2 separate regions of the Homo sapiens genome follow, and region 1 is linked to region 2. Evidence: read pairs that join two places in POLR2A ChIA-PET (ENCODE). Cell type or tissue: OCI-LY7. All regions are shown on one strand. Links, peaks and the distances in the headings refer to the core of each region. The heading gives the core; the rest is flanking DNA.

Region 1 (8,361 bases), core at 2,125-6,124, 420 kb before region 2:
AAACAATTATAATCTAGGATGTACAACATTAGCAAGCCACGTATGCATCCAAAGAGGCAAGGATAAAGAGAATCTTTTTTTGGAAAAAGGAGAGGTCCATGTAAGCTGCTTGGAAACAGAGTTCATTGGTTCTGGAGGCTCAAAGCCAGAGTTGGCATCATTTCATTGGTGAAGATATCATCACTGAGTAAGTGTTCTTTTGAAAGTGTCTTATTTGAATTGCTGCAGTCCTAAAGAATGTCTAGTAATGAACCTTGTCATAGAAATATGTGCATGCATGTAAAATGCATAAGCCATGGAAAAAATATTTATGCATGAAGGATGTGAGATTATTTCTTGTGGGGTTATTTTTAAATGTTCTTGAAACAGTTTTTATCTTCAGACTTGCAAGCATGAGCTCCTCTCCTTCATGCTCTCCCATCCCCACTTTGCCTGGGTCTGACTAGTGTGACTTATCCTAATAGCTGCAACTTTCACACTGTTAACATCTCCAGTATACTATAAATGATCTCTAGATTACTTATAATATCTAGTGCAATATAAATGCTATGTAAATAGTTATTATACCGTATTGTTTAGGGAATAATGGCAAGGAAAAAAGTGTGTACATGTTCGGTATAGATGCAATATTTTTTTCCCAGAGTATTTTCTTTTCTTCTTCTTTTTTTTTTTTTTTTTTTTTTTTTTGAGACGGAATCTCGCTCTGTCCCCAAGGCTGGAGTGCAGTGGCGCGATCTCGGCTCACTGCAAGCTTCACCTCCTGGGTTTCACGCCATTCTCCTGCCTCAGCCTCCTGAGCAGCTGAGACTACAGGCACCCGCCACCACGCCCGGCTAATTTTTTTGTATTTTTAGTAGAGACGGGGTTTCACGGTGTTAGCCAGGATGGTCTCGTTCTCCTGACCTCGTGATCCACTCGCCTCGGCCTCCCAAAGTGCTGGGAATTCAGGGGTGAGGCACCGCGCCCGGCCCCCAGAGTATTTTCTATCCATGGCTGGTTGAATTCAGGAATGTGAAACCCATGCATAGGGAGGCCCGACTGCATATTTGTTGACTTACCTAGTATTTGCAGTTGTCAATTAGGATAACAAGGCAAACTGAAAGTAATAATGAAGTCTGTATTTACTGTGACTGTGAATACTAGAAGTAAAGAAAAAGTTCCAGGTCTGCATGTTCTATTTTTTCCCACAGAGTGGTATCAGGCAAGGGTCAAAGGACACACAGCACAGATGGGAGAGAAACATCCCTTTGCCAAGGAAGTCCTAACAAAAGTGTCCTGCTTTTTTTTTTTTTTTTTTTTTTGAGATGGAGTCTCGCTTTGTCGCCAGGCTGGAGTGCAGTGGCACGATCACGGCTCACGACAATCTCCGCCTCCCAAGTTCAAGCGATTCTCCTGCCTCAGCCTCCCGAGTAGCTGGGATTACAGATATGCACCACCATGCCCAGCTAATTGCTGTATTTTCAGTCAAGACGGGGTTTCACCAAGTTGGCCAGGCTGTTCTCGAACTCCTGACCTCCGATGATCCACCCACATTGGTCTCCCAAAGTACTGGGATTACAGGCGTGAGCCACCCCACCTAGCCAGTGTCCTGCCTTTTTATGGACCTGAGGGGGCTAGGAAGAAGGAAACTGGAAGGGTGTGGAGTGGAAAACTGCGAGTCAGAGTGGCAAAAAGTGCCCTAGCCAACCTAATTAGGAGGTCTCATGTAGGCAAAAGGAGGCATCTGAGCTAGAGATGTAGATATGCATATAATGCAAGGCCAGCTAGAGTGGCCCGAGTTCTTCACTGCAGCTTTTTCTAGAAAACTACAATATACTGACTGTGCACCAGCACCAAGTCTGATTTGGGAGGGCAGCTTTCTCCCCATAAGGCTTGATAGGCAAAGCTTTGCAATTACCTATGGTTGAGCTTATAAAATTGTGTATAGTATTTTAACCTGGAGCCAGGATACTAATACAAATAACAAATATGCACAGAAAAACAGTGCTCGATTCTAATACTCCTTCATAAGTGCAATTTAAAATGAAATTATTCTATTGATATTGCCTCATTAAAATGGAAATGTTAAGTGTGGCAGTACTAGGTGCATTGTAATGTAAGGATGTGGAGCAACTAAAACTCACAAGTTGCTTGATGGGAATTCAAAATGCTATGGTTTCTATGAAAGACAGTGGCAATTTCTTATCATGTTAATAGTTTACTCAATGTATGACTCATTAATGAAACTTCTATGTATTTAACTAAGATAAAGAAAATTTAAATCTACAGAAATATTTGTACGTGAATGTTCACAGCAGTTGTAAACATAATAGACTGAAATTTAAAACAATGCAAATATTAATTTAATTTCTTTATCTTGGGAAATAAGCATATCATAAGTCATGCTTCCACAAATAACTTAAGAGTCTCTCTTGACACTAATATGCAGGTGAGTGATTTAGGATGTATTAGAGCTTTAGAAATAGAAGAATTTGATCCAGAAAAAAAAACTGACATGTAATCTGTTTTTTCAGGCATAAGTGGTAGGAATGTCATTTGGTTTTAGGGAGTCAGTGGTGGTTGGGAAGACCACTAAAGCATTTTTGGTGAACCATCATTATCATTAGTACCATCGCAGCTAAGTTAGGTTCTGACACTTAATATTTGGTAATTCTAAGAGCAACCCTTTCTTCATAAGGTCAGTTCTATTCCATTTGTTTAGGACAACATCATGGGAATTAGACATGCGCAGTCCCACAAGACACTGTGCTTAGAAGGACCCCACTCCTGGTTTAACGTCCTGCTCTTACCATTTTGAATTCTTAATGATTTTTATCTTTGAACCTGTATTTCATAACTGAAGTATAATGAGATAATGGAACATGCATGCGAGCAGAGTAGATATGTGCAATATTCACTTCTACCACTGTTTCTTGTTTCCCCATTCACGTAGAGTGTTTGCAATGCCCCTATTAGCACAGAACCCTAATAGAACACAGATGATTTGGTGTTCAGAGAGACTCAAAGGGAGTACAAGGTAAGCGTGTTTAGCTTCACAACTGAATACGCGTTGTTGGTAACAGTCCCAAGAGGCCGCACTTCCCATTTGAACCAGAACTTACTTCAAACATTAAAAGATGAAAATGGGATTTTAAGAAACAAGAGCAACCAGGGAACATCACCTTAACTTGTTTTACTCCCCTGCACCCATCAACTATTTACACCTAAAATAATGACGTAAAAGGAAAGGGAAAGATAGTGAAACCTGTCGTTCCTTATCCTTAAGTCCTTCCCTCACTCAGCAATAAATCAAAAGTAGAGAGTATTGGAAGAATGTGTGTCAACCAAAAATTTTACTAAAAAGCCAACAGTTTGCTCTAGGTCCTGCTGCCTGCTGCACAGAAAGCCAGTCAGTGAGACAGCAAGTATTGCCAGGAAAGAAGTGTGACAGCCAAGGAGAACAGGAAATCAGTTTCAAATCCATTTATCTGACCAACTAAAATGACAGGTTTATATAGCAGGAAAGACATATAACTACATATGGGAAAACCAGAATTAGGGAGGGGTAAGGAAGGGGAATTAGTCAATACAAAACAAGGGGTCAGTCAGGCAATCATGATGGGTAAGGGATCTGGTGTCTCATTATCCATATGTGATAATCTGGTGAGTTTCACTTCTTGATACTACCTGGGAGGCCTGATGGTTGGTTTCCTGAGAAAGAAACTCATATAAGACAAATGTAACAAGATCAAGTTTTAAGACTGGAGGGTCAAGTTCTATGTTTACTCAAAAGAAACTGTAAAGATCAGTTCTATGAGACAAAATTGGGCTGATTTCAAAAACAGTTGAGTAAGTGTTGTGCAGTATTTCCATTTCTCTGCTAAGAACAAAATACACATGTAGAAGCTATAAAATAGAGATTGTGTAACTTTAATGCCTCTGCCTACTAATGAAATATTCTTACATTTGCACCTAAAATTGCTATTGGATGTTATAAAGATAAATGTTAAAATGTATGTTCATGTATTCCATTTTAATTTTTATTTATTCAGAGTGACACGAAGTAACAAGTAAAGAACAATATGAGAAGAGAGACCACTGAAGAATGAAAAAACTTTGTATTTTATCTTTTTAACAGCACATTTTTTTCATGCTATTTGAACAAGGGGCTGCACATGATAATTTTGCCCTGGGCCCTGCAATTTGGACTACTAGCCCTGATTTGGGGGGACATTTTTGTAAACTTAACAGTCTATTTCCATAGGCCTTATAAATTCTGTGAAGTACCTAAAATTCCTTTATTAATCCCTTTCATTTAAAAATAAATAGAGTGACATCACTTGTTTTGGCAGCTAAGAACTCTCATTGCATATATAAAGTAAAATACAAATCTGGTATATAAATATCTATTTTAAACTGTATGAGTATGAGAGAATTTTGGAAAAAATGATATAAAATGTTCAGTGTTGGTGTTATATAAAATGAAAGGATCATATTTTAGTTACTAATTAAATTGGTTTTTATTTTTTCACCCCTCATTATAGCACTTTAACATCAATATAACTTCAGCTAAACATTCAAAAGATCCACAATTATAATTTTAACAACATATAAGTACATTGCAAATATAAATTTCTCTTACTGAAGGCTTCTATAAAAGTGCTAATTTCTAAATCAATTATGTCATCTTTCTCTCTTTTAAACTTCCCACTATGGAATGCAAATATTGAATAATGTTCTATTATTAAAAATGTTAGCACAATAGGTTCATGATGCTTTATCATTTGTTGCTTTTAATAATATGATGGCATTATCTTTATGTATAAAAATTAAAAGGGAAATTCTAAGAAAATAATTAACATTTCAACTTTGACAAAACTATGCATTATATTTATCTCATTTTTCTGCAAATCTTTAAAAGGCACTATTCTCTGATAACATTTCTCCAGCGATACCTATAGATTTGAGAGAAAAAAACTCACACAAATTCTTTTTACAAAGCTATTCTCAGATAATTAATTATATTATCTGGTACTAATTGGTAGAGATTGAAAGTATTTAATAGCAGAATCTAACAAATGACCAAAACGCAGACAATTTGACTGGTCTCATATCTATATCTTGCCGTTATAGTTACTTTAAAAATGTATTTTCTTGCTTTGTTCATGATTTCAAAATCAGTTTTATGACAAAGTGGTCTCTTTTAAAGTCAGTTTGCTATGAGCAGCATTCACATAAATTATGTGTTTGATTTGACAATATTATTGAGGCTCTTGTATTTTGAAAGTCTTTTGAGACTATATTGATTTGAAATACGTTCTCAAGAATAGACAGTAAAGGTAATAAACAATTACATACCTAAGTGAAAAACAAGGTAGAAACTTATAAATATCATGAAAGGAAATTATTTACCTCTCGGGACTTTTTTGCTTTAAATACCAATTTATATAAAAATTTCATAAATTACACTTTTTTGCGTAAGTTGATTAAAAAGCTTCTACTTAAATTTTTGTCTTTTTAAGTTGATTTGTAATACTCTAAAATTTGATTTAATGAACCATTGGGTCTATGCATAGAAAGTTTTTAACTATATAGTTCATAATAATTACAGTTTCCAACTTACGATTCAATTTATAATTTTTCAACTTTATGATGTTGCAAAAGTTATACGCATTCAGTAGAAACCAAACTTTGAGTACCCATAAAACCATTCTGTTTTTTACTTTCAATATAGTATTCAATAAGTTGCCTGAGCTATTCAACACTTTATTATAAAATAGGATTTTTGTTCATGATTTGGCCCATGTAAGTGTTCTGAGCGTGTTTAAGTTAGGCTAGGCTAAGCTATTATGTTCTGTAGGTTAAGTGTATTAAATGCATTTTCAACTTACAATATTTTCAATTGGTGATGTTTATTAGAATGTAACCCTATTACAAGTCAAGGAGCATCTGTATATGTAGAAAATTCTCTCTCAATGTCTTTAAAATATATCTGTAACAAAATTCTTTTAAAATCATATGTTAAACCATTTATATTGATATTTCTTTTAATATCATTTATAATTTGGAGTTTTTATATGCTGTAGCAAATAATTTGAATATAAAAGATGATCTAAGCTAAAAAATACATACTATATATTTCTATATTTTCCTAGAAACATTTCAATACCTTAAACAGAAACAAGTATAAATTGAAACCACACAATTATATAACATTTAAGTGAAAAATACAATGTTCACCTTGGAAAATAACAATGGAGATGTTTTTCAATCCATTTAAAATTCGTAAAATATTTCCTGAAACACCTGAAAAGCTAATCCAAGTGGACAATGACCTCAGGTCTTTCTTTTCAACTAGTAGGAAGGTCATTCATGTGTAGTTCTTGTGTTCTCTTTTTTGTTGAATTGCATAAGTTCAAGGGAGGCAAACAATTTGATTTAGTCTTTCCTATTTTTAGAATTAACATTATTTCCCAGTTTGGAAATTTCACTTTGCTGCTGGAAATAAAAAGAAGAAGAGTTTTCAGCAACCTGTTTTCATGGTTATCCAACTCTTCAATTTACTCCCTTCATGCAGCCTTATGTAACTGCCATTTTCTTCCTCAAAAGTCAGACTTTCACTCACATTTGATTGCATAGTTACCAATTTAATAGGTACTAATTGAACATTTACTTGGAGGAATTTTAAAACAATGTAAAAGAGTATTTCTATCCTTAGTAATCTTGTACCATGACTGAAAACAAAAAGAGTAGACTAACATTTTACCTAGCATGGTTCTAATATTTAGGAACATAACTGTCTCTACAAATTATGTTAGGTTTTAAAAGAAAGGGTAGATAACAAAGTTACATAGTTATTAAAGATACTACAATTAGATCATTTTATTGTCTTAGATCTACACTCAATAGATTTTGAAGTGTACAATAAAAAATTGTTTTCTACAGGCACAATGTTTGTACAGCAGATATCTAAAATTTATGCATCTTGCATAATGTAAATTTTATATAAATTAATTGGCAAGTCCCCATTTTCTTCTCCACTGTCCCCTACAATCACCATTCTACTCCTTGCTTCTATGAGTTTGACTATTTTAGATAGGTCACATAACTGGAATCTTTCAGTATTTGTCCTTTTGTGACTGACATTTCACTTAGCATAAAGTCCTAATTTTTATCCATGTTGTTGCATATTGTAGGATTTTATTCTTCTTTAAGGCTAAATAATATTCCATTTTATATATTTACCATACCTTTATCAATTTATCTGTCAATGAACATTTAGATTGTTTCTACATCTTAGCTGTTGTGAATAGCACCACAATGAACATGGGATTGTTTCTACATCTTAGCTGTTGTGAATAGCACCACAATGAACATGGGAGTGTTAATATTTATTTGAGATACATATTTCAATTACTTTGAATCAACACCCAGAAGTGAAATTGCTAGGCCATTTGGTAGTTCCATTTTTAAATTATTTTTAGGAACCTCCATACCATTTTCCATAGCAGGTGCACCATTTTGCATTCCCACCAACAGTGTACAAGAGTTCCCTTTTCTCCATATAATCGCTAGCATTTGTTTTTTCACTCTAATATCCATTCTAATAGGTGTGACATGATGTCTCATTGTGGTTTTCAGTTTCATTTCTCTGTTGGTTAAAACACCTAAATATATAAAACAAACAAAGACAGAACTGAAGGGAAAAATAATAATATAATGCCAGGGGCTTCAATAAGCTACTATTAATAATAGATAGATTCACCCGACAAATAATCAATAAAGAAACACTGGACTTGAAAATACTATAGACCGAATGGGCATGACAGACAGACAAAACTTTTAACCCAACAACCACAGAATACACATTCTTCTCAAGGGTGCATGAAACATTCTCCAGGATAGATAGCATGTTATATCACAAAGCAAGTCTTACCAAATTGAAATCATACCAGGTATCTTTTCTAGCCACAATGGAATGAAATTAGAAATCAATTGCAGAAGGAAAACTAGAGAATTCACAAATGGGTTAAAGTTAAACAACATATTTTTGAACAACCATTGAGTCAAACAAAAAATCGAAAGAGAATTAAGAAATAAATTAAGACAAAAAAAAAAAAAAAACCCAAACAGAATATACAAAATGCCTGGGATGCAACAAAAGCAATACTAAATGATTATGTTATAGCGATCAATGCCTACATTAAAAAATAAGAAAAATCTTACATAAACAACCTCACCTTACATTCCAAGGAACTAACAAAAGAACAAACTAAATACGAAGTTAGCAGAAGGAAGAAAATAATAAAGATTAATAAATACAACAATAGAAAAACAATAGAAAAAAGAAGCAAAACTAAGAGGGTTTTGTTGTTGTTGTTT
Region 2 (4,000 bases), core at 1-4,000:
AGTCAGCCTACAGATACTTTTCAGAGTTCATATTAGACTCACATTAAGAAAAAATTATCTTCTGACAGTTGTAACCTCATCCTTTTTTAGGACGGAAATTTCATTTATTTATTTTTTTATTTTATCATTATTATACTTTAAGTTTTAAGTTACATGTGCACAATGTGCAGGTTTGTTACATATGTATACATGTGCCATGTTGGTGTGCTGCACCCATTAACTCGTCATTTAGCATTAGGTATATCTCCTAATGCTATCCATCCCCCCTCCCCCCACCCCACAACAGTTCCCAGAGTGTAATGTTCTCTTTCCTGTGTCCATGTGTTCTCATTGTTCAGTTCCCACCTATGAGTGAGAACATGTGGTTTTTGGTTTTTTGTCCTTGCGATAGTTTGCTGAGAATGATGGTTTCCAGTTTCATCCATGTCCCTACAAAGGACATGAACTCTTTCATTTTTTATGGCTGCATAGTATTCCATGGTGTATATATGGAATTTTGTTTTAATCATGGAGTAAACTAAGTTTACTCCTCTCCCACATAGTGGCACATAACACACTGCTCTCATCTTACAAATTTTAGAAATTTGTAAATGTTCAGAAATAAGCAATGAAGATATTTTAAAATGTTCATTAGTAACTAAATACAGCGCCCCTAGGATGCAGGTCTTTTATAAGGTTCTTATTATTACATGTTCATCCTTCATATTTAAAACAATTTAACTTCTATACATGTTTGAATTATGTGTTCTAGACATTCCTATGTTTAGTAAACTTTAGGCCCTTTCAAAGTACATAGCATCTACTCTGTTTTATTAACAGTGTTCACCGAATTTATAATAGGCAACGCTTTTAATGAAATTAATAGCCTGGAATTTTCAATGCTCCCAAGCCCTGACTCCTCTCTCTGTATTTTTCTATTTCTAAGAAAATCTCTGATAACCCTGTAGTATAATGGCCCCAGATATTTTCTAGTCTGTAATTCCTTAGGATAGTGGTTTCCAAGCATTCTTGCACATTATAATGACCTAGGAAGCTTTTAAAAATACTGATGCCTTGGTTGCATGCCATACCAAGTAACATAGGTGAGAATTAAGCATCTATGGTTTGTAAAGATTGCCAGGTGATTTCAATGTGTAGTATAGGATTTAAAGGCCTTTGAAACCTAAACTTTATTTTTAAATAATTTTATTGATTTTTCCTCTACCTTAATTCAGCAAGATAAATAGCCATCTAGAGAATAGGTTGAAAAGCAAATTAAGATGAAAATCATGAACCAGTAATCAAATAAATGTAAATTGCAACTTCAAATGATATTTTAGACCATTCTAACTAATGAAATAGTTTTTAAAAAATATTGGAACAAATGAAACATCCTATTTATTTTCAGAAAGAAAAACAGGTCATCTACAAAATGGCTTTGGGCTTTTCAATGGCAATGCTGAAAAATAGAAAATAGTGAAAAAGTATCTTCAAAATTCATAAGAAGAAAACATTTCCAGCCTAAAAGTTTCTACCAACTCTAGCTATACATTAAGTGTGAATGCAAAAAAACAGACATTGATGAACAAGGACTCTCTCAAAAGCTTCATAGCCTTATGCAGCATTTGTCAAAACATTACTGGAGCATATGTTCCACTAAAATGAAGAAATAAACCAAGAAAGAAGTATGGGACCATGAACGAGGATCCCACAACAGAAAGCTATGGAAGTAATTCCTAGCATGATTGGGAGGTCATAGAACGATTGCTTTGAACCAGAGCAAAACATTCTCATTACATTCCTCTGTAAATCCAGAGGAAGGTAAAGTTCATAGAGAACCTGATGGATCTGTACATATTGAATCAAAACTTAGACATTTCAGGGCTTGTGGATAAGTTAACGATTCATGTGGAGAAAGCTATGTGAAATATTATATATGAAGCAATTGCCAATATCAGGAAAATGTTCTGCAGGAAAGGAAAAAGTAAGCATAACATATTCTATTGTTTGGCTGGGGTAAATATCTACCTTGTCATATTAATGTAAAAAGTGAATATTGATCTAACAAAAAAGACCAAGCCTTTTTTCATACAAAAATATTGGATAACAGGAAGACAGAAAAAAGGCTTATGTTAGTAGAGATAGGGATGATGTATGAAAAAAGGCTAAATCTTTATCTTCTTTGTGGGCATCAGAAGATGTGTCTAAAAGAAAAAACATATTATGTAGAGAAATTGAGGTAAATATCCGAAGAATTGATGATTAAATGAATTGAAGTAATTATCTCTGAAAAAGAGGGAAACAGAAATAAGTCAAGGGGCTACTAGGCATTTTTGTAGCAAACCTTGTAAGATCAATTTACTCAAAAATTACGCTCAGTTTAAAAAAAAACAAAGAAATTAGTCTTAGATATTAGTTTCTGTATGTGGTGTTCTCCGACTAACTTACATAGAGTGTAACTCAGAGCTATTTTAGCCCCTAGCACAAAATATTTTTACGTTTCTATTTATACAGGTATCTGCCTAATAACAAAGTTTGTGGCCAGATAATGAAATGTTTTGAAGGTCATATAAACAAGGTGGTGGGAAAAGAATGATTTCTAGAATCAGAGCAATGGTTCACGTTCTAAATGTGCTACCTACTGGCATCTTACGTAGGGTCACTGTGCTTTAATTCCCTAAAATGTTAATGATGGAATATTTCCCTCTTTCAGAGTTACTATGGATTAAATATCTATGAATCAGCTAAGGTAGTGCCTGGCAGCAAGAAACTTACAACAATTTACCAATTTCTGCTCCTCCTTCTCTGCTAGATGATAATCTTTTTGTGTCTTCTTCAGTTTTGTGTGCAAAGGCTTTGGATATTTAGTAAAGGAATGAATAAATGGGCCTTATAAAAATAAAAATCCTTGGATTTATGATGAATACTAAGTCGGGCATTAATAAGAAATTTCCAGAATGGAGGAGTGAGAAACTCAATAAGTTCACTTCTCCAAAAAAGCAACAAAAACATTGGCAAAATTGTCAAGATTAACCGTTAGAACTTTTAAAATTGATAAAAAGCTTACAACAACCTGAAGAGTGTTTATTCAAGAAAAACTGATGAATTTCTGTAAGAACAGAAGGGATATTAATTTCACCGACCTTCCCAGTTCCACAGCAGCCTTGCAATCCAGCCACCCCTAAACAATAGAAGTTGTAAAACCACCAGAGCTGGCTGACCAAGTTTGGAATTCCTCAGAAGGTCCATCCCCAGAGCTTTGTCAGTATTCTGCCTGTCTGGTAGCTCCCTGGAAGAGCCTCACTCAAAGAGCTTTCCATTATTTGACTTCACTAAGAACTCACTTGGTGGGAAAAATTTCTATCTCTAGGGCATTTGTGGAAAATAATTAGAAGATTGTTTAACATTGTAGCTGCCTAAGGCTGTGACACTAGTTGGGACAAGTAAGAGCCTGAACAAAAATTATAAAGGACCTGGAAAATTCTATGTTCTTAGGCAGCTCTGAAAAGCTCTAACATATCCTTGCAATCTGGAGTTTACATATGCACATAGGGCTGTGTGCCTGTCCAGGGAAGTCCTCAGAGAGTCCCAGTATCTCACTTCTGGTGGACATCAGGCTCTGTGCAAGCAGGAAGTGAAGGGTAAGGTAGAGTTGTAAACTGCCTGAGCACTGAAGACATGTCCCCAAACCCATGGAAGACCCTTGGCAAGAGTGGAAGATTTATTGGCTCAAGGCTTTAAAGAAATCTCTAATCAAATATTAGTTTACCACTAAGCTCACTAAATGGAGATTTCACTGGCTGTGCACTCTAGGGAAATGAAAACTTTACCATATTGGTCCAGGTAAGTCACTAAAGAACAAACAACAACTGCAAGAAAAACCAGCAACAACAAACTTTGGATTGGAGGTGGGAAGGCCTGGTTTCCAGAGTTGCCACTTTATGTTACCTAAAGTATTCAATTTTCAACAAAAAAAAATATAAGACATGCAAAGAAATAGAAAAGTATAGCCCATGCAGCG

The links. ChIA-PET counts read pairs that join two places held together with the same protein. Peaks named below come from ENCODE experiments on the same cell type or tissue, not always from the same donor. Only the 100,000 strongest peaks of a DNase experiment are listed, where the experiment ranks them.
Region 1: POLR2A ChIA-PET joins it to region 2 with 5 read pairs; 2 of 35 experiments call an interaction of 5 or more read pairs at or near these places.

What each region holds. Positions count from the first base shown.
Region 1 is chr4:175,190,095-175,198,455 of GRCh38, reverse strand. It overlaps LOC124900872 (a long non-coding RNA gene), which reads left to right. Exons shown (of 2, transcript XR_007058496.1): 1 at 1-187; 2 at 4,032-4,318. Among named protein-coding and RNA genes, the nearest start is that of ADAM29, 280 kb to the right of the region's middle. In OCI-LY7, for the core only: a CTCF peak has its summit at 5,218; a DNase peak (open chromatin) is centred at 3,645.
Region 2 is chr4:174,767,362-174,771,361 of GRCh38, reverse strand. All of the region lies in intron 2 of GLRA3 (glycine receptor alpha 3), which reads left to right. Among named protein-coding and RNA genes, the nearest start is that of GLRA3, 60 kb to the left of the region's middle. In OCI-LY7, for the core only: no CTCF peak of the experiment used is centred there; no DNase peak of the experiment used is centred there.